Linked DNA regions of Homo sapiens: regions 1, 2 and 3 are each linked to region 4. Evidence: chromatin contacts called from ENCODE Hi-C or POLR2A ChIA-PET data. All regions are on one chromosome and are shown on one strand. Each heading gives the region's core, a stretch centred on a gene start or an enhancer-like site at or near the end of the contact. The rest is flanking DNA. Distances are from core to core; before and after follow the strand shown.

What was found. A loop is a pair of places that touch in the nucleus more often than their neighbours do. ChIA-PET counts read pairs that join two places held with the same protein, here RNA polymerase II (POLR2A). Pooled maps may share reads with other maps.
Region 1: a loop to region 4 is called in a map of ascending aorta, with 2.4 times the contacts of the local background. The contact joins the enhancer-like site here to the promoter of HSD17B14 in region 4. A Hi-C loop is called at or near these places in 3 of 168 maps with a recorded cell type or tissue (CD8-positive, alpha-beta T cell, ascending aorta and naive thymus-derived CD4-positive, alpha-beta T cell), 3 of 37 single-sample maps with no recorded cell type and 10 of 50 pooled maps. POLR2A ChIA-PET finds 5 or more read pairs at or near these places in 7 of 52 experiments (H1, OCI-LY7, PC-9 and 4 more).
Region 2: a loop to region 4 is called in a pooled map, with 2.3 times the contacts of the local background. The contact joins the promoter of DHDH here to the promoter of HSD17B14 in region 4. A Hi-C loop is called at or near these places in 3 of 50 pooled maps. POLR2A ChIA-PET finds 5 or more read pairs at or near these places in 9 of 52 experiments (B cell, Caco-2, GM12878 and 6 more).
Region 3: a loop to region 4 is called in a pooled map, with 2.1 times the contacts of the local background. The contact joins the promoter of FUT1 here to the promoter of HSD17B14 in region 4. A Hi-C loop is called at or near these places in 1 of 168 maps with a recorded cell type or tissue (gastrocnemius medialis) and 2 of 50 pooled maps. POLR2A ChIA-PET finds 5 or more read pairs at or near these places in 6 of 52 experiments (A549, A673, H1 and 3 more).

The regions. Positions count from the first base shown.
Region 1 is chr19:48,709,490-48,716,339 of GRCh38, forward strand. MAMSTR (MEF2 activating motif and SAP domain containing transcriptional regulator) reads right to left here. Exons shown (of 10, transcript NM_001130915.2): 4 at 6,136-6,278; 5 at 5,773-5,957; 6 at 5,317-5,419; 7 at 4,877-5,071; 8 at 4,371-4,556; 9 at 4,227-4,281; 10 at 3,236-4,061. The coding sequence ends at 3,778. Among named protein-coding and RNA genes, the nearest start is that of MAMSTR, 6.8 kb to the right of the region's middle. RefSeq lists a silencer at 4,839-5,128. Within about 2 kb of position 3,707, at least 4 of the 41 ENCODE cell types and tissues checked have a DNase peak (open chromatin) inside an H3K27ac peak, as active enhancers do.
Region 2 is chr19:48,928,633-48,934,948 of GRCh38, forward strand. It overlaps DHDH (dihydrodiol dehydrogenase), which reads left to right and starts at 5,067. Exons shown (of 7, transcript NM_014475.4): 1 at 5,067-5,179. The coding sequence starts at 5,090. RefSeq lists an enhancer at 4,640-5,141.
Region 3 is chr19:48,748,682-48,754,927 of GRCh38, forward strand. FUT1 (fucosyltransferase 1 (H blood group)) reads right to left here and starts at 3,960. Exons shown (of 2, transcript NM_001384359.1): 1 at 3,809-3,960; 2 at 1-2,602. The coding sequence starts at 2,600. The coding sequence ends at 1,503. RefSeq lists enhancers at 2,317-2,956, 4,162-4,748, 6,065-6,246 and a silencer at 3,997-4,046.
Region 4 is chr19:48,831,698-48,838,073 of GRCh38, forward strand. HSD17B14 (hydroxysteroid 17-beta dehydrogenase 14) reads right to left here and starts at 4,794. Exons shown (of 9, transcript NM_016246.3): 1 at 4,627-4,794; 2 at 4,108-4,146; 3 at 2,579-2,661; 4 at 969-1,035; 5 at 1-62. The coding sequence starts at 4,714. It overlaps PLEKHA4 (pleckstrin homology domain containing A4), which reads right to left. Exons shown (of 20, transcript NM_020904.3): 19 at 6,320-6,376; 20 at 5,400-5,854. The coding sequence ends at 5,592. RefSeq lists a silencer at 5,702-5,771.

The sequences.
Region 1 (6,850 bases), core at 2,457-4,956, 120 kb before region 4:
GCGCACCCAGGTGCCTTCAGATTCCTCTTGCCAGTTCTGTGCACCCAGCCCCCAGCTTGTGTGCTTGGTGTATTAATCATGCCTTTGTATTTTCTGAACTTCTGCTGCTTTGACAAGTGCGGGCCTCGATGACTCTGGAGGGACTGACCCTCCCAGGGATAGCCAAATGCTAGAGATAGTTAACTACTCACCTTTCCTATGTAAACCAGCCAATCCAGAGCCCACACCCCATCCACACCTTTATGAGCACAGGCTCCCTGAGCCAGGCACCAAAAACTCAGGACAGCCTCTATGCTCCAGAGCCTGCTGAAATTCAAACTAGGTAATCTCAAACCCACTTACCTTGCCTCTTCTGGTCTTTTTTGTTTTGTTTTGTTTATTTTTATTATTATTTCTTTGAGACAGAGTCTCACTCTTTCGCCCAGGCTGGAGTGCAGTGGCGTGATCTCGGCTCACTGCAAGCTCCACCTCCTGGGTTCAGGCCATTCTCCTGCCTCAGCCTCCCCAGTAGCTGGGACTACAGGCGCCCACCACTGCGCCTGGCTAATTTTTTGTATTTTTAGTAGAAACGGGGTTTCACCGTGGTCTTGATCTCCGGACCTCGTGATCCACCTGCCTCGGACTCCCAAAGTGCTGGGACTACTTTTGTTTTTTTAAGATGGAGTCTCACTGTGTTGCCCAGGCTGGAGTGCAGGCATGATCTCATCTCACTGCAAGTGATTCTCCTGCCTCAGCCTCCCGAGTAGCTGGAACTACAGGTGTGCACCACCACACCTGGCTAATTATTTTTTTTTTTTGTATTTTTAGTAGATATGGGGTTTTAGCACATTGGCCAGGCTGGTCTCGAACTTCTGACCTCAGGTGATCCACCCGCCTCGGCCTCCCAAAGTGCCAGGATTACAGGCGTGAATCACTGGGCCCAATCTTTTTTTTTTTTTTTTTTTTTTTGAAACACAGGATCTTGATCTGTTGCCCAGGCTGGAGTGCACTGGTGCAATCATAGCTCACTGCAACCTCAAACTTCAAAGCTCAAGTGATCCTCCTGCCTCAGCCTCCAGAGTAGCTGGGACTACAGGTATGAACCACGGTGTTTGGCCCTGAAACCTATTTTTTTTTTTTTTTTTTGAGATGGAGTCTCACTCTGTCACCCAGGCTGGAGTGCAGTGGCGCGATCTTGGCTCACTGCAACCTCCACCTCCCAGATTCAAGCAATTCTCCTGCCTCAGCCTCCTGAGTAGCTGGGATTAAAGGCGCATGCCCAGCTAATTTTTGTATTTTTACTGGAGACTGGGTTTCACCATATTGGTCAGGCTAGTCTCGAACTCCTGACCTCATGATCCACCCGCCTCGGCCTCCCAAAGTGCTGGCATTACAGGCATGAGCCACCGCGCCCGGCCAAAACCTACATTTTAAAACATTTTGCTGCTAACAACTTACCCTATGACGTTCTTCCCAGGACTGCCCTTGGGCTGGAGGTTCCTGGGAGTTTATGTCATTCCTCCCTCCCTCTGTGACCCATGGCTCATGGCTGACTAGGGGTGGTATAGTGGCAAGTCTCCAGATGTAGCCCCTAGTGAGCATGTCCCTGATATTCACAGATTTGTATAGTGCCCTCCCGTATTTAACGTGGGCTTGCCTGACTTGCATTAATTATAAAATACAGTGGAAGAGAAATTGTGCCAGTTTCAAGCCTAGTCTTTAAGAGACTGGTAGCTTCTGCTCCTGGCTCTTGGAATACTCACTCTTGGGAGCCCTGAGCTATCATGCAAGAAATCTAGTTATCCCGGGGGAGAGGCCACAGAGGAATAGTGCTGACACTGCATGGAGTGTCACACTGCACAACCCAGCTGGGCCCAGCCTTCATGCTATCCCCACCACGGTGCCACACACATCTGATGTGCCATCTTGTATGTGCTAGCCCAGGTGGGCCCTGAGATGACTGCAGCTCTAGCCAACATCACATGGAACTGAAGAACTGCCCTGCTGAGCCCAGTCAACCCATGCATTTGTGAGCAGTCATAGATAGTTATTGTTTTACAACTCTAAGTTTTGGGGTGGTGTGGGTTTTTGTTGTTTGTTTGTTTGTTTGTTTGTTTGTTTTGAGATGGAGTAGCACTCTGTTGCCCAGGCTGGAGTGAAGTGGCATGATCTCAGCTCACTGCAGCCTCCACCTCCTGGTTTCAAGTGATTCTCCTGCCTCGGTCTCTCACGTAGCTGGGATTACAGGCTCCCACCACCATACCTGGCTAGTTTTTTTTTTTTTTTTTTTTTTTTGAGACGGAGTCTCGCTCTGTTGCCCAGGCTGGAGTGTGGTGGCACAATCTCAGATCACTGCAAGCTCCGCCTCCCGGGTTCACGCCATTCTCCTGCCTCAGCCTCCCGAGTAGCTGGGACTACAGGCACATGCCACCATGCCCAGCTAATTTTTTTGTATTTTTAGTAGAGACAGGGTTTCACCGGGTTTCACCGTGTTAGCCAGGATGGTCTCGATCTCCTGACCTCGTGATCCGCCCACCTTGGCCTCCCAAAGTGCTGGGATTACAGGTGTGAGCCACCGTGCCCGGCCCAGTTTTTATGTATTTTTAGTAGAGATGGGTTTCACCATGTTGGCCAGGCTGGTCTTGAATTCTTGGCCTCAAGTGATCTGCCTGCCTCAGCTTCCCAAAGTGCTGGGATTACAGGCGTTTGCCACTGAGCCTGGTTTGTTGTTTGGCTATAATAAGCTCAAACAGGGAGATACAAAGGCCCAGTTCCATGTGTCCCAAGACAGGAAAGACTCCACAACTTAATTTGTGCTCTGGAGCTCCCTGCAGGATTAGGCTGAGGTTGGAACTTCACCTGAAGTCACCTCTTGCTCCTCTTCCCCTTTGCTGTCCTGTTTTCCCCACTCTTCTGCTGGTTTCTCCTGGGAACATTTCTTTCTTTTTCTCTCTCTCTTTTTTTTTTTTTAAGATGGAGTTTAGCTCCTGTTGCCCAGGCTGGAGTGCAATGGAGCGATCTTAGCTCACCACAACCTCCGCCTCCCGGGTTCAAGCGATTCTCCTGCCTCAACCTCCCAAGTAGCTGGGATTCCAGGCATGTGCCACCATGCCCAGCTAATTTTTTTTTGTGTGTGTGTGTTTGGTAGAGACAGGGTTTCACCATGTTGGCCAGGCTGGTCTCGAACTCCTGACCTCAGGTGATCCACTTGCCTCAGCCTCCCAAAGTGCTGGGATCGCAGGCGTGAGCCACCGCACCCAGCCAGAACACTTCTTTAATAAATGACTGGCATTTATATCTTGTCTCAGGCTCTGCTTCCAAGAGAAGCTGATCTTAGACCTGATGCTTCTAATTTTTTCATCTCCAACCAGAACCCAGGGAGGTCAGGGTCCGGCTCCCCCATTCTCCCTCTCCACTCTTTCTTGCTCCTCTCCTGCATCCAAAAGGCATAACCACCTTCCAGGCTCCCCAAACAACAGGGAGCCATCTACCGGGGTCGGGGGCATGTAAGAACATCCATGAGGTCTCTGAAGGAAGCAGCAAGCAGCTTGTTTGCCGTGGCCAGCAGCAAAAGAAGCCCCCCAACCATACCACGCCGGAGGGGGATCATAAGGAGGCCAGGTAGGCAAAGTTAAGGCAGTTGCATGTCAGCAGCACTTCAGGAGGCAGGTGGGGTTGGAGGTTGTCTCCGATCCTGTGTCTGCGGTAGGAGGGGCTCTGCTGGTAGTTCCCTCTCCTCCCACAAGGAGCTTCTCTCCACCCCCATCAGTTCTCTGTCTCTGTAAATCCTAGAATCCATCACCATGGATCCTCCAGCAGGTCCCACAGCCGGCTGCTGCTGGAGTCAGATAAGTCAGCGGAGAAGATGCTGGGGGGTGGGGGACCAGAACCCAGAGGAGGACCCCCGCTCAGGGCCTCCAGCCAGTCCAGGGAGTCCGTGGGGTCCCTGGGAGAAGGGGAGGAGGAGTTCGTGGGAGACGGGAGTGAAGAGGAGAAAACAGATGAGAGGCCTTCAGAGTCCGGGGAGGGGGACAGCACGTCGAAGGAGCCAGGGAAGTCCAGGGGAATAGGGGGCAGGGGGTCTGCGGGATAAAGAATGGTACATGAGCTTGGAAAGTCAGGGGTCCGGGCGCCAGCCCCCCATACCCCATTTCCAGGATCCAGCTCCCCAGCTCACGCCTCCCTTGGACGCAGGAGTCCAGAACCTCAGCCCCCACCTCCCCTAAATCTAGCAGTTTGGATCCTACCATCAGGCTCCACCTGATCCTCCAGGATGTCATCGATGCCCCGGTTAGGAAGCAACTGCGGATGGAGAAATTTGGCGTGAACTCGGGACTGCGACCTGGACCTGACTGGAGAACCCTAGCCGGATTCAACCCACACCCTCTTACCTGCGCCCTCCGGATCGCTTCCTGCAGCTCCTCCTCCAGAGTCAGAGCCGCTGAGCCCGGCCCTGAGGAAGGGGTCAGGGCTGGAGCTGCAGCAGGAGCCGGAGTGGGAGTTGGAGCCGGAGCCGTCCCCGGGGTATCCGCGGCACGTGGAAGAGGTGGCCTGTGAGATGCTGCGCTGGGCTTGACCTAGAGCAGCCAAGAGGGCGAGCGCCCATAAGCCATGCCCACAGGGCGCAACCCCACCCACTCGCAACGTGTGGCTCCACCCCTTGATCCTCTCGCGACCCCTCGCTCATCAACCCCTTTGGCCTCGCCCCCTATTCTTTCATTGGCTCCTCTTCTCTAAAGATCCGCCCCCTGTTAGTCTGAACCACGTCCCCTCGCCTTCAAGGCTTCCTACCGCTGGTCCTCGCCCCCACACTTCATTGGCTAGTTTTTTCGACACCCCGCCCCGGCCCACTTTGCTTTCTCTTCATTGGTCCGCAAGCTCATAGCCCCGCCCTCACCGAGCCCTGACGCCGGGCGGCTGCCAGGGCCTTGGGCTTGAGGCGCGGCCAGGGAGCACCCGCGGGACTGTCCTCGCGCCGCGGCTTCGGCCGCTCGCGGGGCGGCGCGCCGCCGCGCATGCGCTCCAGGAGCATAGACTTGGTCCCCGACACTGGGAGGCCCCGCAGGCGCAGCTGCTGCCGGAGCTCTGAGACCTGGGGAGGGGCGGGGCGTGGGAAGAGGCAGTGCTGGGCGGGCTCCCGGGCGCAGGCAGGAGCTGGACAGGATATTTGGAAACCGAGAAAGGAGGCACTGGGGGTCCGGACTCCTGGGACCCTAAAACAGGATGGGACTGGGTACCCGATCTCCTGGATTTCCAGAGGGCAGAGGCTGCGGGGTTGGAATTCTGGGACCCCACCGAAGGAGAGAGAAGGCCTGGAAAGTTACACCCCAAACTCACCGTCAGCTCCTCCAGTTTAAGGGTCTGAAGTTCCAACTTGTGTGGGGGGGGCGAGGGGCTAGGGACTCCTGGTGGGCAGGGAGTGAGGGGAGAGGGCTTCATCCTGGTGATAATCGTGAGGGGCGAACAAAGGTTAGAGAGGTAGAGGGGGAAAAGGCGTTCTGGGGTCCTCAAAGACGGGGAGCTGGGGAAGATGCAGAAAAGTGAGGGTCCAGAATTCTGGGTCTCCAAGGGCGCAAACATGGGGCTAGATTTCTGTGCATGGGGGAGGAGGAACTAGGCGTTCAGACTCGGGTCTGAAGGGCGAAGGGAGGGGCTGGGATCCTGGACTCTTAAACCCTGGGAGAAGAGAGGGTTGGGGGCCCCAATCCCCTAATCTTGGACTCGAGGTTTGAGGGAGGAGGATGCTGGGACCTGAATTTCTGGGTCCCGGGAGAACAGAAGTGGGTGTCATACCTAGGATGTGGCTGCTGCGAGTCTGTCCCTTCCCACAGAGATGGCCCAGGAGGACCCAGGGCGGACCCCTCGGCTTGGGGGTCCGCCCTGGATCCCTGTCTCGGCTCTGGGGGCATGTACTGGTGGTATGTCAAGTTCCCCCTGGGCTTGGACTCCCTCCAACGTTGGGAGATCTTGGGAGACTCCTGAAAGAGCAGGTGTGATGTTTTAGGCTTCAGCGCGGCTCCCACCTTCCGGCCCCAGGACTACATGCAAAGTATGGGGTCAGCTCGGTGCCACCGAAGAGGAGCAAAAATGGCAGCAGCAACAAGGGAGACAAAGACTAGGCTCTCAGAGGGACCTCTCCCTCCAGTCGAGACTCACCTTCTTTGGGGACCTCCAAGGAGGACAATATTCTGGCTCGGGGAGCAGGACCCCAGGGCTGAAGAGGAAAGGGGCCGTGCCCGAGGGCAAGGCCGGGGCCAGAGGAGGGTCTGAGGCTGAGATCCACGGGTCCGGATCCGAGACTGGAGAGACGGTGAAGGACCCTGAGAGGCCTGCAGGCAGCAAGCCAGGCCGGGAGGAGCAAGGCTGTGTGGAAAGCGGGGCTCCAGGGTGCCGGAGGGCAGGCCAGGGAGCAAGACTTGATTGCTGGGAGATGGGCGCCTGAACTGGATCTGAGGGCGGAGGTGTGGGGGGGCTCCGGTTGCTACATTCTCAAGTAAAGCAGGAATTTTCTATCACAAAGGGGTGTGGTAGCTGAGGATCACAGATGTCTGAGGTTTTGCTAGGACAGGGGTGGGGCCTGCACTCCTGGTTCTTGGGGAGAGGGAGAGGCTGAAAGCTACATCCAGGCCGGCCGCGGTGGCTCACGCCTGTAATCCCAGCAGTTTGGGAGACTGAGGCGGGCGGATCACTTGAGGTCAGGAGTTCAAGACCAGCCCGGCCAACATGGTGAAACTCCGTCTCTACTAACAATACAAAAATTAGCCAGGCGTGGTGGCACGTGCCTGTAATCTCAGCTACTCAGGAGGCTGAGGCAGGAGAATCGCTTGAACCTGGGAGGTAGAGGTTTCAGTGAGCTTAGATTGAGCCATGA
Region 2 (6,316 bases), core at 3,817-6,316, 97 kb after region 4:
AAATCCTAAATAGTGTTTACCATTGGCCTTTTATCAGCTCCAGTATAAATGCGTCTGGCCAGACTTGCTTTACAACTATGCATAATGGATAGTTGGGCCAGGCTTGGTGGCTCATGCCTAGTGCTTTGGGAGGCCGAGGTGGGAGGATCACTTCAGCCCAAGAGTTGGAGGCCAGCCTAGGCAACATGGTGAGACACCATCTCTACAAAAAAAAATTTTATTTTCTGTTTTTTTTTTGAGACGGAGTGTGGCGCTGTCACCCAGGCTGGAGCAACAGAGCCAGACTTTGTCTCAAATAAATAAATAAATAAATAAAACCTGCAAAAAAATTTTTTTAAATGCCATTTTTCTTTCTTTCTTTCTTTCTTTTTTTTTTTGAGGCAGAGTCTTGCTGTGTCACCCAGGCTGGAGTGCAGTGGCGTGATCTCGGCTCACTGCAAGCTCTGCCTCCCGGGTTCACGCCATCCTCCTGCCTCAGCCTCCTGAGTAGCTGGGACTACAGGCGCCCGCCACCATGCCCGGCTAATTTTTTGTATTTTTAGTAGAGATGGGGTTTCACTGTGTTAGCCAGGATGGTCTTGATCTCCTGTCCTCGTGATCCGACCACCTCGGCCTCCCAAAGTGCTGGGATTACAAGCGTAAGCCACCGCGCCTGGCCATTTTTCTTTTTAATCAATCCTGCCACTTGAAGATTATATGGTAAGGGAAATCTGCAGTCTATACACAATACTGAGTTGCTCCAAGCCCTTGAGGATTGTGAGGGACCCAGTGTTCTAATTCTTGCTAGAGTGTCTACCTCCATGTTACCAGAGGCGAGTCTGACCGGGTACTGACATGTGATATACCATTAAGTGTGCAGTGGGTTCTTTTAGCCTTTCCCAAATGTCTTTCCACATGGCAGCGCCCCACAGCATTTTCTTTTTCTTCTTTTTTCTTTTTCTTTTTTTTTTTTTTCTTTTTTTTCCTGGGCAACAGAGTCTCACTCTGTTGCCCGGGCTAGAGTGCAGTGGCGTGATCTCGGCTCACTGCAAGCTCTGCCTCCTGGGTTCAAGCGATTCCAGTGCCTCAGCCTCCCAAGTAGCTGGGATTACAGGTGCACACCACCACGCCCAGCTAATTTTTGTATTTTTAGTAGAGATGGGGTTTCACCCTGTTGGCCAGGCTGGTCTCAAACTCTTGACCTCAGGTGATCCGCCCGCCTCGGCCTCCCAAAGTGCTGGGATTACAGGCGTGAGCCACTACGCCCGCCCTCTTTTTTCTTTTTTGAGACAGAGTCTCACTCTGTTGCCCAGGCTGGAGTACAGAGGTGCCATCATAGCTTACTGCAGCCTCAACCTTCCCAGCTCAAGCGATCCTCCCGCTTCAGCCTCCCTAGTAGCTGGGAATACAGATGCACACCACCACACCTGGCTAATTTTTTGCAGGTTGGTCTCGAACTCTTGGGCTCAAGAGATCTGCCCGCCACAGTCTCCCAAAGTGCTGGGATTACAGGCATGTGCCACCGTGCCCGGCATATTTTCTTTTCAGTGTTTACCTTTTTGCCTCCTCTGAGGTGCTGGAGTGCAGCAATAAGAAAGTAATAATTTTAGGCCGGGCGCAGTGGCTCACGCCTGTAATCCCAGCACTTTGGGAGGCCGAGGAGGGCGGATCACGAGGTCAGGAGATCAAGACCATCCTGGCTAACACAGTGAAACCCTGTCTCTACTAAAAATACAAAAAATTAGCCAGGCGTGGTGGTGGGCGCCTGTAGTCCCAGTTACTTGGGAGGCTGAGGCAGGAGAATGGCGTGAACCCGGGAGGCAGAGCTTGCAGTGAGCTGAGATCGAACCACTGCACTCCAGCCTGGGTGACAGAGCAAACCTTCATCTCAAAAAAAAAATATATATATATATTATATATATATATTTTTTTTTTTAGACCGGGTCTTCCTCTGTTGCCCAGGCTGGGGTGCAGTGGTGTGATCTCGGCTCACTGTAACCTCTGCCTCCCAGGCTCACGCCACTCTCCTGCCTCAGCCTCCAGACTACAGGTGCCCGCCACCACGCCTGGCTAATTTTTTGTATTTTTAGTAGAGATGGGGTTTCACCGTGTTAGCCAGGATGGTCTTGATCTCCTGACCTGGTGATCCACCCATCTTGGCCTCCCAAAGTGCTGGGATTACAGGTGTGAGCCACTGTGCCTGGCCGCTGAGTAGTATTTTGTTGAATCCACTGGCAGCTTAAAGGACATTTGGGCTTGAGCTATGTACAGCTGCTAACACCTGTGCACTGGTTTGTGTGCAAACATGTTATTTTTTCTTTCTAGGACAAATACCTGGGAGTATCAAAATTATTTTTTGATATTTATTATTAAATGATTTTTTCTTTTTCTTCATAGTAATGATATTGTGTCCTATGTGGATTTCCCTCCCCCTAAACCTTTTTTTTTTTTTTTTTTTTTTTTTGAGACAGAGTCTCTCTCTGTCACCCGGGCTGGAGAGCAGTGGTGCGATCTTGGCTCACTGCAACCTCCTCCTCCCAGGTTCAAGCAATTTACCTGCCTCAGCCTCCCAAGAAGCTGGGATTGCAGGCGTCCGCCACCATGCTTGGCTAATTATTTTGTATTTTTAGTAGAGATGGGGGTTTCACCATGTTTGCCAGGCTGGTTTCGAACTCCTGACCTTAAGTGATCCGCCCACCACGGCCTCCCAAAGTGCTAGGATTACAGGCATGAGCCACTATGCCCTGCCCCCTCCCCCCACTTTTTTTTTTTGGTAGAGATGGGGTCTTGCTTTGTTGCCCAGGCTGGTCTCAAAGTCCTGGCTTCAAGCATTCCTCCCATTTGGGCCTCCCACAGTACTGGGATTACAGGCGTGAACCACCGTGCCTGGTCCCATTTGTGTTTCTATTCAGCAGTTTGTGTAAACTTGAAGTCTGTGAATCCATGTGTGACACTCAGGTCTTAATTATTGTCTACCAAGTAAGAGAAAGTGACAATATCCTGCCCTGTGTGAAGCTGGCCAGCCAGTTAGGAATTATCATGTCCCAACCAGCCTGGGAAACTTGGCAAGACCCTGCCTTGATAAAAAGTTTAAAAATCGACTGGACACAGTGTCTCATACCTATAATCCCAGCACTTTGGGAGGCTGAGGCAGGAGGATTGCTTGAGCCCAGGAATTGGAGACCAGCCTGGACAACAAAGTGAGACCTTTTCTGTACAAAAAATTGCTGGGCATGGTGGCTCATGCAGGTAATCTCAGCACTTTGGGAGGCCAAGGCAGGCGGATCACCTGAGGTCAGGAATTCGAGGCCAGCCTGGCCAACACAGTGAAACCCCATCTCTAGTAAAAATACAAAAATTAGTCGGGCGTGGTAGTGGGCGCCTGTCATCCCAGCTACTCGGGAGGCTGAGGTAGGAGAATTGCTTGAAACTGGGAGGTGGAGGTTGCAGTGAGCCAAGATTATGCCACTGCATGATCACCCCAGCCTGGATGACAGAGCGAGACTTCGTCTCAAAAACAAAAAACAAACAACAACAGCAACAAAAATTAGCAGGCTGGGTGCAGTGGCTCATGCTTGTAATCCCAGCACTTTGGGAGGCCAAGGCAGGCAAATCGCAAGGTCAGGAGATCGAGACCATCCTGGCCAACATGGTGAAACCCTGTCTCCACTAAAAATAAAAAAAATTAGCTGGGCATGGTGGAGGGCGCCTGTGGTCCCAGCTACTCAGGAGGCTGAGGCAGGAGAATCACTTGAACCAGGGAGGCGGAGGTTGCAGTGAGCTGAGATCACACCACTGCACTCCAGCCTGGGGATAGAGTGAGACTCCGTCTCAAACAAACAAACAAACAAATAGCGGTAAGTGGGGCACATGCCTATACTCCCAGCTACTCAGGAGGCTGAGGCGGGAAGATAGCTTGAGCCCAGGAGTACAAGGCTGCTGTGAGCTATTATCACGCCACTGCAGTCCAGCTAGGTAACAGAGTGAGACCCTATCTCTAAAATAATTAATAAATAAAACAAAATAATTAGCCAGGTGTAGTAGCCAGTAGCTACTTTGGGTCCCAGCTACTGTAGTCCCAGGTACTAGGGTGGCTAAGGCAGGAGCTAATTCCTTGAGCTAAGGAATTTGAGGCTGCAGTGAGCTATGATTGTGCCACTGCACTCCTTCCTGGGCGACAGAGCGAGACCCTATATCAATAATAATTATAATAATACAGTATATTTTACATAATAGACCATAGAGCTCAATGAATCCTCCTCACAACCCTATGTAGGTAGATGTTATCATGATCTCTGCTTTCCAGAATAGAAAAGTGAGGACCAGAGAGGGCGACCTCTTGTCCAAAAGCAATACAGCCAAGAAGGGGCAAGGAGGGTTTTGAAACCAGTCGGCCAGGCTCTGGGGCTCCTAACAAGCAAAGCAGCCTGGTTTCTAAAACTATAGCTTCTGGAAGCAGCCAATTCACAGGTCTTTACCTCCTGACTGTGAGACCTCCAAAAAATGACCAGGGATCTTGGAGTCTGTTTCCCCCTTTGTGAACTGGGGACAATAGAAGCTACTTCCCAGGTCTGCGGGGAGAAATTAGGAACGAAGAAGGTAAAGCGCAGAGCTGAGGAGCTGGTCTACAGGTGCTCTATACATATTAGTAATAATTATTAAGTTTGCTGTTACAATCCTCTCTCTCTCTGTGAACAACCCCTAATGATGCGTGGCTTTGAGAGCAAAAAAGTCAGGGCAAAGTTTTGCCACAAAGTCCAGAGGGCAAGACATTAAATCTAACTCTCAAGGATTGGTGTTGGCAAGAAAGCAAACCTCTCCTCCCCACGCTGTCCTTACCCCGCGTATCCGACGAGCCTAAAGTCATAGGTAAGAGATCTGTAGAAGCGACGTCAAGGTGTGGTTCCCTCTGTAAGGCGGAGCTAAACGGTGCATTCGCCCAGCGGGGAAGCTAGAACTAAATGACCGCTCTGCCGACTGGAGCCAACGAGAATCGGCGTAGGCGCAATACGGGCGGAGGATGGGGACCCGCCCCCGGGGTGGGCGGGGCGTCAGGTACTTAATTCGCGCCTGGAGGGACCGAAGGTGCCGAGGGCTCCGCATCGCAACCATGGCGCTGCGCTGGGGCATCGTGTCTGTCGGCCTCATCTCCAGCGACTTCACAGCCGTGCTGCAGACGCTGCCTCGCTCTGAGCACCAGGTCTGCCCGCCCTCCGGATTCTGGGGAAGAGGAGGCGGGGGGCGGGACTCCAGAGTCTAAAGGAGGAGGGAGTTTAGGGTTCAGGACTAGTGAGTGGGTCGTCATTGCAGTGAAACGTCTGTTTCCTTGCTACCTCCTTCTCCATCTCTGTTCTGCAAACCTGTGGGGAAAAGAAAGATCAGATTGTTACTGTGTCTACGTAGAAAATGAAGACATAAGAAACTCCATTTTGAACTGTACTAAGAAAAATTGTTTCTGCTTTGAGATGCTATTAACCTGTAACTTTAGCCCCAACCGTGTGCTCACAGAAACATGTCCTGTATTGAATCAAAGTTTAATGGATTTAGGGCTTTGCAGGATGTGCCTTGTTAACAATATGTTTGCAGGCAGTATGCTTGGTAAAAGTCATCGCCATTCTCCATTCTCTATTAACCAGGGGCACATTGCACTGCGGAAAGCCGCAGGGACCTCTGCCCAAGAAAGCCTGGGTATTGTCCAGGGTTTCCCCCCACTGAGAAAGCCTGAGATATGGCCTCGTGGGAAAGGAAGACCTTACATCCCCTAGCCCGACACCAGTAAAGGGTCTGTGCTGAGGAGGAGTAGTGAAAGAGGGAGGCCTCTCTGCAGTTGAGATAAGAGGAAGGCTTCTGTCTCCTGCTCTCCCTGGGAATGGACTGTCTCAGTGTAAAGCGGACCATTCCCATTCCTTCTATTCTGAGATAGGAGAAAACCTACCTGTGGCTGGAGGCGAGATATGCTGGCAGTGATACTGCTCTGTTACTCTTTGCTACACTGAGATGTTTGTGTAAAGTGAAACATAAATCTAGCCTACGTGCACATCCGGTCACAGCACCTTTCCTTGAACTTATTCATGATACAGATTCCTTTTCTACATAGACACAGTAACAATCTGATCTCTCTTTCTTTTCCCCACACAAACCTGAGTGTCTTGAGGTTTGGAAAGGCCTTGATGTAAGCTACTATGAAGATAATTTCAATATTGGGGGATTTAATAACGGCTTTCCCCCAGATCTCTCTTTCCCAGGGCCCAAATGTCCAGCCCCCGTCATCTCTTCCCCCAGGACCACGTCTCCCCTTCCCCTGGCCAGAGCCTCCTCCTTTGCCTCCCTTCCACCC
Region 3 (6,246 bases), core at 2,710-5,209, 84 kb before region 4:
GGGCTGTGGGGCTTGTTGGACAGAGTCCCGCTCTGCTCACCAACTACCCCAGCTTTTCCAGAGACTGTGAACAGAGCAAGACGCTGGCCAACTAGAGATGGTTTGTTTTCCATCTCAATTTTTCCAGCAATGGTGGAACATTCATTAGATGCTACAATTAGGTTGCACATTCATTAGATTCTTCACTTGGCCCGGTGTGCTGGCTCACATCTATAAACCCAGCATTCTGGGAGGCCAAGGTGGGAGGACTGCTTGAGCCCAGGAGTTGAAGAACAGCCTGGGCAATATCACAAGACCTCGTCTCTACAAAAATTAAAAAAAATTATCCGGGCCAGGCATGGTGGCTCACGCCGGTAATCCCAGCACTGTGGGAGGCCGAGGTGGGCAGATCACGAGGTCAGGAGATCGAGACCATCCTGGTTAACACGATGAAACCCCGTCTCTACTAAAAATACAAAAAAAATTAGCCGGGCGTGGTGGCGGGCGCCTGTAGTCCCAGCTACTCAGGAGGCTGAGGCAGAATGGCATGAACCCGGGAGGCAGAGCTTGCAGTGAGCTGAGATCGCGCCACTGCACTCTGGCCTGGGCTACAGAGCAAGACTCCGTCTCAATAAATAAATAAATAAATAAATAATTAAAAAAAAAATATCCGGGCTGGGCACAGTGGCTCATGCCAGTAATCCCAGCACTTTGGGAGGCCAAGACAGGTGGATGACAAGGTCAGGAGATCGAGACCATCCTGGCCAACATGGTGAAACCCTGTCTCTACTAAAAATACAAAAATTAGCCAGGCATAATGGCCTGTGCCTGTAGTCCCATCTACTCAGGAGGCTGAGACAGGAGAATCGCTTGAACACAGGAGGCGGAAGTTGCAGTGAGCCAAGATCACGCCACTGCACTCCAGCCTGGGCAACAGAGCGAGACCCTGTCTCCAAAAAAAAAAAAAAAAAACTAAAAAGATTCTTCACCTTAGTTATCTGGATTTCCAGAACCCCATCCTGTCCATAAGGGCCCTGCAGGGTTCTTCACAGGCATCAAACCTGGTCCTCTCTAGAACAAGTCTCCCTCTAGAATCACTCCAGAAACACAGAAGGGGACTTGGTGAATGCTTGCTCTGGAGCAATCATATGCTCCTTCAGTCTTTGGAGGACCCAGGGGAGAAGTAACCCCTCTTCTAGAGTAGACCAGAGGGAGAGTTCCCCATTCCTGGGGGCAGCCATCTGGAAGTACTGTAGATATGGGCTGGGAAGAGCAGGTGGGCACTGTGGCTTCTAGAACTGCCTGCCAGCCATCAGGAAAAGATGTTTTGCTAGTTCTAGAATATTCAGACAGTTCCAGAAACGTCCCCCTTCTCTCCAACTCTCCCAACTAGAATCACTCTGGATACGGGCACCCATTTGCTTCAGGAACACCACAAGCTTCTCCAGAAGATGCCAGGCCTCTGAAGCCACGTACTGCTGGCTCTAGAAAGATCAGGCTACTTCAGAAAGTCTCCCTGGCTCTCAAGGCTTAGCCAATGTCCAGAGTGGAGACAAGTCTGCATTAATGCCCACCCACTCGGGCAGGAAGGCCGCCTCCGGCTTAAAGATCTTCAGGAACTCAGAGTCTGGCAGGGTGAAGTTGGCCAGGTAGACAGTGTCTCCGCCAGCCAGGTAGGCAGCCCAGAAGCCGAAGGTGCCAATGGTCATAATGGTGTGGTTGCACTGTGTGAGCAGGGCAAAGTCTTTCCACGGTGTAGCCTCCTGTCCATCGCCAGCAAACGTCACATCGCCCTGGGAGGTGTCGATGTTTTCTTTACACCACTCCATGCCGTTGCTGGTGACCACGAAAACGGGGGCTTCGTGCCGTGCCCGGAACCAGTCCATGGCCTGCCGGAGGTAGGCGCTGTCGCCCACCACACCCTTCCAGCGCTGAGGCATAACCTGCAGATAGTCCCCACGGCGCACGTGGACGCCGACAAAGGTGCGCGGGCGGTCCCCTGTGCGGCCCAGGCGGAGCTGACCCAGCACACTCTGCGCCTCTTCCCGAAGGTGGTCGTGCAGGGTGAACTCTCTGCGGATCTGTTCCCGGAGATGGTGGAAGAAAGTCCAAGAGCAGGGGAAGCCAGAGAGCTTCAGGAAAGGATCTCTCAAGTCCGCGTACTCCTCCGACATCCAGTCGTGAAGCTGCAGCTCCCGCCACGGCGTGCGGCTGTCCACTTCTGGGGCCAGCACGGGCAGGGTGATGCGGAATACCGGGGCCAGGGCGGCATGCATGGCAGGCAGGATAAAGGCCCGGCGGCCGTTGAGCTGGGCCAGAGCCAGCAGCGTGGCATACTGTCCCATCTGATTACCAAACCGGCCATTGGGGTAGACAGTCCAGGTGCCGGAGAGGGAAGCAGGGTGCTGGGGACAGGAAGAGGAGGCGTTGGGGCCCATCGCAGTACCCGGCAGGCAGAAGATGGCCACTGGGGGTGTCACCAGGCGGCGGTCTGGACACAGGATCGACAGGCCTAGGCCATGTGGAAAGCTGTCTTGATGGATATGGAGGAAGAAGATTACAGAGAGGACACAGACTAGCAGGAAGGCCAGGCAGAGCTGACGATGGCTCCGGAGCCACATGGCTGCAGGGGAGGAAAGGCGAATTAGCAAATGCTCTGAGGCTGAGGAGGGGAGGCTGAGGAGGGATGTGGGGTAAGGGAGGCGCCTGGGGTGCAGCACTCCTTAGTCCCAGGGAAAGAGGAAGTTAAAGGTTTAGACTCCTGGGGCTGAGGTAGGGAGAGCCTGAGTCCTAGGTTTCAGGGATGAGAGCCTTGGAATTTCGGGGCATGGGGACTGGAAGACAAGTGGTTTTCAAGATAGCCATGGTTTGGCTGGGCACTGTGGCTCACACCTGTAATCCCAGCATATTGGGAGGCTGAGATGGGAGGATCCCTTGAGCCCAGGAGTTCAAGATCAGCCTGGGCAACAGAGCACTCTTACAAAAAAATTTTAAAATTAGCTTGGCATGGGCCAGGCGCGGTGGCTCACACCTGTAACCCCAGCACTTTGGGAGGCCAAGGTGGGTGGATCACCTGAGGTTGGGAGTTCGAGACCAGCCTGACCAACGTGGAGAAACCCTGTCTCTACTTAAAATACAAAATTAGCCGGGCATGGTGGCGCATGCCTGTAATCCCAGCCACTCGGGAGGCTGAGGCAGGAGAATCGCCTGAACCCGGGGGGCGGGAGTTGCGGTGAGCTGAGATCATGCCATTACACTCCAGCCTGGGCAACAAGAGTGAAACTCCGTCTCCAAAAAAAAATAAATAAAATTAGCTTGGCATGGTGGCACATGTCTGTGGTCTCAGCTACACCGGATGCTAAGGCGGGAGGATCCCCGGAGCTCACAATGAGCCGCGATAGCACCGCTGACTGCACTCCAGCTTGCGCGACAGAGAGGGACCCTGTCTTAAAAAAAAAAAAAAAAAAAAAAAAAGAAAGTGGTCCAGGTTCCTACACCTTTCCTGAAGGAATCTCGAGTCTCCCCTCCTGTAAGTTCCGCTGATACTGGACTCTTCCACCAGCCTGTTTCTCAGGAGTACCTGTCTGTGAGGCGCAAAATCCACCACAGAGGTGGTGATGGGAAACGATAGTTCAAGTAAAACAAGAGAGGCTGGAGGGTCAGGAGCGGAAGGAGCATCTTGGTTCCTGGAGGAGTAATGGCTGGGGAGGTGGCGGAGATTCCTAGGGCCTTAGGAAGACCTGGAGAAGAGGTTGGGGGTGCACCTCCTGGTTCTGAAGGAGTTGTTCCTGGGTCCCAGGAACAACTGAGTGGGGCAGTCCCCACTTACCCGAGCTGCTTGCAGGTGGCAGATCCACAGTCCGCTTTTCGTGGCCGGAGCGCACCCTCCGCAAAGGCAGGCCACATCCGGCCGCCCCTGGAACGCCAGGCGTCCGGCTATCCGGCCCGGCAGCCCTCCCCTCCGCGCAGCCTGTCCGGACTGGCAGCGAGGGCTTGGGGAGGAGAGGAAGGAGAGGGCGCGGCCGGGAGTCTCGCAGCGTCCGCCCTCCCGGGCCGGGCGGATGGCTGGAAGGTGGAGCCCCGCCCGTCACTTGGCGCCGAGCCCCAGCGCCAGGGGCTAAGGCGATGGCCCCTGGGCCCACCGCTCCCCAGATCGGGGATGCAGGGGACCGCGCCCTGCCCCTCCGCCCCGTCATTGACCTGCGCGAAGGCTTCACCCAGGGCAGGCTACCTGGCTTCTGAGCAGCCGCAGCATCATTGCGTGGACCAGGAGACGGAGCGCCCAGTTGCAATGCTGGAGCCGGGAGGTCCAATCCGCCGCCCTCTCTCTTCCGGTGCCAGGGCTTAGAGTCGGCCCCCGACACCTGGGTGCTTCGAGCCTGGCCACGCCCCAGCGGCTGGGCAGGGCCCCCGCACCTGGTCCCGGCGAGTGGAGCGATCGTCCGCCCTCTGCCGCGTCCTCCTGGGGGATGGAGAACCTGTTTGCCAGGCTGCCGCCGGAGCGCGCGAGGGCCTCCAGCCTGCAGGTGCTCCCGCGCCCACCAGGGTCTCCGATCTCCCACACCCCCCGCCTCACCGTCCACACTCAAATTCCAGAATCCCAGCCCCTAGTCACTCCTTTTGGGGAATTCTAGGGTCCCGTGCCAAACTGCTACTTTCCAGACCTGCACTGCACGAAGGCAACCATTCCAAGGCTGGAGACCGGAGTGGAACAGGGTCTGTTTCCCACGCCGTCAGCGGGGGCCGTGGCTGCCGGCGCCAGAGACAAAGGCCTCTGCCCGCTTGTCACCTAATTAAAGCATTTTCTCTGGTCCAAGGCCCACCTCCAGCATCGCCAACCCCGAGCAGGGCAGGCTAACGTAGGGTCCAGCCCTACGGGGCTTTGCGGGTGGGTGTTCTTCCCCTGTGAGGAGAGGAGAGATTGTAAGAAATAAAGACACAAGACAAAGAGATAAAGAGAAAACAGCTGGGCCCGGGGGACCACTACCATCAAGACGCAGAGACCGGTAGTGGCCCCGAATGGCTGGGCGCGCTGATATTTATTGTATACAAGACAAGGGGGGGCAGGATAAGGAGGGTGAGTCGTCCAAATGACTGATAAGGTCAAGCAAGTCACGTGATCATGGGACAGGGGGCCCTTCCCTTTTAGGCAGCCGAAGCAGAAAGAGAAGGCAGCATATGTCAGCGTTTTCTTCTCTGCACTTATAAGAAAGATCAAAGACTTTAAGACTTTCACTATTTCGGGCGGGCGCGGTGGCTCACGCCTGTAATCCCAGCACTTTGGGAGGCTGAGGCGGGCGGATCACAAGGTCAGGAGGTGGAGGCCATCCTGGCTAACACGGTGAAACCCTGTCTCTACTAAAAATACAAAAAATTATCCGGGCGCGTGGTGGAGGGCGCCTGTAGTCCTAGCTATTTGGGAGGGTGAGGCAGGAGAATGGTGTGAACCCAGGAGGCGGAGATTGCAGTGAGCCGAGATCACGCCACTGCACTCCAGCCTGGGGGACAGAGCGAGACTCCGCCTCAAAAAAAAAAAAAAAAAGGCTTTCACTATTTCTTCTACCGCTATCTACTACGAACTTCAAAGAGGAACCAGGAGTACGGGAGGAAAATGCAAGAGGACAAGGAGCGTGACCATTGAAGCACAGCACAGCAGGATGACTGCGGGCAGGCCTAGATAATACCCAGCCTCCCACAAGAAGCTGGTGGAGCAGAGTGTTCCCTGACTCCTCCAAGAAAAGGAGATTCCCTTTCGTGGTCTGCTGAGTAACGGGTGCCTTCCCAGACACTGGCGTTCCCGCTTGACCAAGGAGCCCTCAAGAGGCCCTTATGCCGGTGTGACAGAAGGCTCACCTCTTGCCTTCTAGGTCACTTCTCACAATGTCCCTTCAGTACCTGACCCTATACCCACCGGTTGTTTCCTGGTTATATTAGTTATACAACAAAGAATAAAAGTAATAGCTAATGATTAATAATGTTTACACTAATGATTGATACTGTCCATGATCATCTCTATATCTAATTTGTATGATAACTATTCTTATTCTAACTATTTTCTTTATTATACTGAAACAGTTTGTGCCTTCAGTCTCTTGCCTCGGCACCTGGGTAATCCTTCCCCACAGACTGACCCTCCCATTCAAGATACATCAATGTCAAAGACTCAGGAGTTTGACTTGATTCCCAGAAGTTTAACCATCATCTCCCCAGGCTCGGGACTCCCAGCACCCAGACCCTTCTGCTCACACCCAGCAGTCCAGGCCCCCA
Region 4 (6,376 bases), core at 3,544-6,043:
CAGCTCCAGCAGCTGGCGGAATCCCTGGGCAGAGGTCTCCTCAGGCCTCTGTGGGGGTGGGTCTAAAGTGGGGGGTGAGAGAGAGAGGAAAAGTGACGGGGGCTGGACACAGTTGCCCACGCCTGTAATCCCAGCACTTTGGGAGGCTGAGGCAGGCGGATCATGAGGTCAGGAGTTCAAGACCAACCTGGCTGACAGGGCAAAACCCTGTCTCTACGAAAAATACAAAAATTAGCTGGGTGTGGTGGCGGGTGCCTATATTCCCAGCTACTCAGGAGGCTGAGGCAGGAGAATTGCTTGAACCTGGGAGGTGCAGGTTGCAGTGAGCCTAGATCGAGCCACTGCACTCCAGCCTGGGCGACAGAGTGAGACCCCATCTCAGAAAAAAAAAAAAAAAAAAAGCCGGGTGCAGTGGCTCATGCCTGTAATCCCAGCATTTGGGGAGGCCGAGGTGGGCAGATCATCTGAGGTCAGGAGTTCAAGACCAGCCTGGCTAACATGATGAACCCCATCTCTACTAAAAATATAAAAATTAGCCTGGCGTGCTGGTGGGCGCCTGTAATCCCAGCTACTTGGGAGGCTGAGGCAGGAGAATCGCTTGAACCCAAGAGGCAGAGGTTGCAGTGAGCTGAGATCACACCACTGCACTCCAGCCTGGACGACAGAGTGCGACTCCATCTGAAAAAAAAAGAAAAGAAAGAAGAGAAGAGAAGAAAAAAGAAAAGAAAAGAAGAGAGACATGGCCAAGTGAGGGCACAGCCCTGGGGACACACAGGAGGGATGGAACAGGGCCACAGTTTCAGCACAGGCCTGGGGGGCTTCCATTGCTTTACTCTCCTGTCCAAGTGGCTAGAAAGAGGTATGAGGCAGGATGAGGGAATCAGGGGCAGGGAGTGGGGAAACTGACGTGCAGGAAACAGAGTTGGGGGGCAGGAGGTGGAGAATGGCCCTGGGGTCTCACAACTCACGGTGGCCAGCGTTGTTGACAACACAATCCAGGCGGCCAAATCGGCGGATGGTCTCAGAAACCAGGGTCTGAGGAGAAAGGAAATGTCCTTTGTTTTTTTTTTTTGGAGACGGTGTCTCCCTCTTGTCACTCAGGCTGGAGTGCATTGGCACGATCTTGGCTCACTGCAACTTCAGCCTCCTGCGTTCAAGCAACTCTCCTACCTCAGCCTCCCAAGTAGCTGGGATTACAGGCGACTGCCACCACGCCCGGCTAATTTTTGTACTTTTTAGTAGAGACAGGGATTCACTAGGTTAGCCAGGCTGGTCTCAAACTCCTGAGCTCAAGTGATCCACCCGCCTCAGCCTCCCAAAGTGCTGGAATTACAGGTACCACGCCCAGCCCAGGAAATGTCCTTTGAATGAGCAGTAGATGGGGTGTCCAGCCATAAAGAAGACAGGGCTCCCAAATGCAAGGCAGGAGGGGGAAGCTGAACTCCCAGGTCAGGGGACAAGAGCTAGAGGAAGAGGGGACTCCGAGATCAGCAGACACAGCAGGCAAGCAGGAGACAGGAAGGAGACAGGGGGCTGGTCAGAGCCACACTGCAGTCGTCACACCCAGGGTCAGGGGGTGGGGCAGGGGGGTGACAAGGATTCAGAGAGCGCGTAGGGGACAGTTGCCCAAGGGGGGCAGATAACAGAGAGATACTGATTAAAAGGAAGAAATAGGAACCCAGAAATAATGGAGAAAAAATCAGTTACATACAGGCCACGTGCAGTGGCTCACACCTGTAATCCCAACACTTTGGGAGGCTGAGGTGGGCGGATCACCTGAGGTCAGGAGTTCGAGACCAGCCTGGCCAACATGGTGAAACCCTGTCTCTACTAAAACTACAAAAATTAGCCAGACACGGTGGCTCATGCTTGTAATCCCAGCACTTTGGGAGGCTGAGGCGGGCGGATCATCTGAGGTTGGGAGTTCGAGACCAGCCTGACCAACATGGAGAAACACCGTCTCTACTAAAAATACAAAATTAGCCAGGTGTGGTGGCACATGCCTGAAATCTCAGCTACTCGGGAGGCTGAGAGAGGAGAATCACTTGAAGCTGGGAGGCAGAGGTTGCGGTGAGCCGAGATCACACCATTGCACTCCAGCCTGGGCAACAGGAGCGAAACTCTGTCTTAAAAAAAAAAAAAATTAGCCGGGCATGGTGGCGCACACCTGTAATCCCAGCTACTCGGGAGGCTGAGATAGGAGAATGGCTTGAACTCGGTAGGCTGAGGTTGCAGTGAGCCGAGATCACACCACTGCACTCCAGCCTCAGTGACACTTACAAAAAAAAGAGACAGAAAAATCAGTTCCAGTTGACCCACTTTGAGGGACTTATTCATTTCCATCCACATGTTAAATGTGCTAAGAGCCTTGGAGAGGTGTGACAGAAGGAACATGTGACCTGCCCATCAGTCACAGAAGACCTTGTGTGTGGAGTGACACTGGGTGGAAACCTTTGACGAGTCCAGCGGAGCCAGGAGAGGAAGGAAAAGTAGAGGGAAAGGCATATGCAAATGGCTGGAGGAGAACAAAGAACTGGTCATTAGCGGAGATGGGGGTAGGAACAGGAACTCGGCTTACCTTCACATCATCTTCCTGAGTCACATCACAGAGGATAAAGACAGCTCCAGGGAGCTCCTGCTCCAGGGCCCGGCCCCCAGACTCTGCAGGGAGAGAAGAGCTGGGAGCCTGGACCCCTGGGTCTCAGGGAGGAGGGGTTGGGGACTTGGACTCCTGGGTCTGAGGGAGGAGGTGCTGGGGGCCTGGACTCCTGGGTCTGAGGGAGGAGGGGCTGAGGTCTGGACTCCTGGGTCTGAGGAAGTAGGGCCTGGGGGCCTGGACTCCTGGGTCTGAGGGAGGAAGGGCTGGGAGCCTGGACTCCTGGGTCCGAGGAAGTAGGGCCTGGGGGCCTGGACTCCTGGGTCTGAGGGAGGAAGGGCTGGGAGCCTGGACTCCTGGGTCCGAGGAAGTAGGGCCTGGGGGCCTGGACTCCTGGGTCTGAGGGAGGAAGGGCTGGGAGCCTGGACTCCTGGGTCTGAGGGAGGAGGGGCTGGGAGCCTGGACTCCTGGGTCTGAGGGAGGAGGGGCTGGGAGCCTGGACTCCTGGGTCTGAGGGAGGAGGGGCTGGGGGCCTGGACTCCTGGGTCTGAGGGAGGAGGGGCTGAGGTCTGGACTCCTGGGTCCGAGGAAGTAGGGCCTGGGGGCCTGGACTCCTGGGTCTGAGGGAGGAAGGGCTGGGAGCCTGGACTCCTGGGTCTGAGGGAGGAGGGGCTGGGGGCCTGGACTCCTGGGTCTGAGGGAGGAGGGGCTGAGGTCTGGACTCCTGGGTCCGAGGAAGTAGGGCCTGGGGGCCTGGACTCCTGGGTCTGAGGGAGGAGGTGCTGGGAGCCTGGACTCCTGGGTCTGAGGGAGGAGGGGCTGGGGGCCTGGACTCCTGGGTCTGAGGGAGGAGGGGCTGAGGTCTGGACTCCTGGGTCCGAGGAAGTAGGGCCTGGGGGCCTGGACTCCTGGGTCTGAGGGAGGAGGTGCTGGGAGCCTGGACTCCTGGGTCTGAGGGAGGAGGGGCTGGGGGCCTGGACTCCTGGGTCTGAGGGAGGAGGGGATGGGGGCCTGGACTCCTGGGTCTGAGGGAGGAGGGGCTGGGAGCCTGGACTCCTGGGTCTGAGGGAGGAGGGGCTGAGGTCTGGACTCCTGGGTCTGAGAAAGTAGGGCCTGGGGGCCTGGACTCCTGGGTCTGAGGGAGGAGGTGCCAGAGCCTGGACTCCTGGGTCTGAGGGAAGAGGGGCTGGGAGCCTGGACCCCTGGGTCTGAAGGAGGAGGGGTTGGGGACTTGGATTCCTGGGTCTGAGGGAGGAGGTGCCGGAGCCTGGACTTCTGGGTCTGAGGGAGGAGGGGCTGGGGACCTGGACTCCTGGGTCTGAGGGCAGAGGGGCTGGGGGCCTGGACTCCTAGGTCTGAGGGAGGAGGGGCTGAGGTCTGGACTCCTGGGTCTGAGGAAGTAGGGCCTGGGGGCCTGGACTCCGGGGTCTGAGGGAGGAGGTGCTAGGGGTCTGGACCTCTGGGTCTGAGGGAGGAAGGGCCAAGGTGAGGGCTGAGGGACCGTCACTCACCATCCTTGTCGCAGATAACCACTCGGGCCCCGCTGTTCACTGAGAATAGGAAGGGAACAGGTTACTCTCCGAGCCTTGGTTAAAGCCTCTGCCGCCCTCTTGTGGCCACCTGGATTGGGGCTGATCTCCCTCTCCCCTCGTGACCCCAGTCTCATGATCACCCATAGGACAGAGGGCAGACGCCTTGACACATACTCTCCTTGCCTTGTTTCTGCTGAGGCTCCTGAACCCCCGTTCGTGGCTTCCGGAGCAAACTCCACGACTGACAGAGCCATTCCTCAAACCACTGGTTTTGTAGCTACACCAACAGACCCAGAGAAAGGGGCCACTGCCTTCGGAGACCCTGCCAGACTCAGCCCTAGCCTACAGCGCCACACGCTTACTTTAGCCTGCAAATTGGCTTTTATAATATCAGAATCCTGGCTGCAGTACTGGAGTCCCTATTTTCCGCCCCCATCACCCCGCCCCCATCCTTCCTTTCTCACACTCCACAGCTCCCAGCAGTCAGACCCGGCTCACCGAAGGCGCGCACGATCCCAGCTCCGATGCCGCGCCCGCCCCCGGTCACGACCACCACCTTCCCGGCATAGCGCGTTCCCGTAGCCATCCCGTGTACGTCGGTCTCTCTCTCTCTCTACTCTGGGCCTCTTTCACCTCCAAAGCCCCGTGAGGCCGTCGCATCAAATCCTCAATAGAGGCTGGATCCTGGAAGTCCGGCCTCGGGGGGCGTTGCCAGGAAGGCTAGAGACCTGGAAGTTTGTCCCCAGCCCCTCCTCCCTCAGACACTCCTCTCTTCCCACAGACCCAGGAATCCAGGAGCCCCAGTCCCTCCTCCCACAGACCCAGGAATCCAGAAGCCTCAGTCCCTCCTCCCTCAGACTCGGGAGTCCAGGCCCCCAGCCCCTCCTCCCTCAGACTCGGGAGTCCAGCCTCCCAGCCCCTCCTCCCTCAGACCCGGGAGTCCAGCCTCCCAGCCCCTCCTCCCTCAGACCCAGGAGTCAGGGTCCCAGCCCCTCCTCCCTCAGACCCGGGAGTCCAGCCTCCCAGTCCCTCCTCCCTCAGACCCAGGAGTCAGGGTCCCACCCCTTCCTCCCTCAGACCCGGGAATCCTGGCCCAGCCCCCTCCACTCTCAGACCGAGGGATCAGGTTCTCTATCCCTTCTTCCCAGAGACCTATAAGTCCAAGCCCCCTGTCCCTTCCTCTCTCAGGACCCAGGAGTCCACGACTCCAGCTCTGCCCCTCAGAGACACCAGTGCCACAACCCCAGACAGACAGAAAGAAAGCTATTGACTAAAAGTTCAAAGTTTTAATCCAAATTTAGACAGTGTTGAGAAAACCAAACTTTGGCCATAGAAACCATTCCCCTCCCGGGCCCGCAATGGGGACCAGACCACGCCCCCTGATGCCCTGAGTGGTCCCAGATCTCCGGCGGTACCTCCAGACCACGTCCTCGCGCTCCGATTGGCTGCCGCTTTTGGGCGGATTAGAAGCTGGATTGTAGCAGAGTGACTCGCAGAGGCCATGCCCCCTCGTCTTGTGGCAGGACCGGAGGGGCGATCCCGGCATCCCACGCGGGCCCCCAGGGGGTGGGACCTCCTCCACGCCCACTCCCTCGGCGAGAGAACCCCGTGGAACCCGAATTAGCCACCGGGGGAGATCTGGGGGGAGGGGTCTCCTGGCGCGTGGGGTCCGAAGGAGGCAGCGGCACACCGGGAAGAGGGTCTCCCTGGGAGTCCAAATTTCCACCTGGAGAGGATGAGTGGGACATGAGAATGGCAAACCTCAGCGCTAGGACCCCGGATTCCCAGCCCCTCCTCCCTCAGACCCAGGACTCCGGATTCCCAGCCCCTCCTCCATCAGACCCAGGAGTCCAGGCCCCCAGCCCCTCCTCCCTCAGACCCAGGAGTCCAGGCCCCCAGCCCCTCCTCCCTCAGATCCAGGAGTCTGGATACGCCAGTCCAGTCCTCTTTGAGACTCAGTTGTCGGCCCTCTCCCCGCCCCCTGACCTCTTCCTCCCCTCCTCCCAAGTGTCCCGGACCCCAGTCACCTCTTGCCTGAGACCTAAAACTCCCAAACCCTGCCCAACTCTTTACTCACCAAGATAAAAAATTCTCACCGGCCCCCAGACCCCTCCTCTCCAGGACCTGGGATTCCAGGTCTCCAGCTCTCTCCTCCCTAAAACCCAGAAGTCCAACATCCCCAGCCAGTCACCTGTCATCATTCTGTGCCACTGCGACGCCTCAGTAGCCAGGGCTTGGGAGAGGCTGA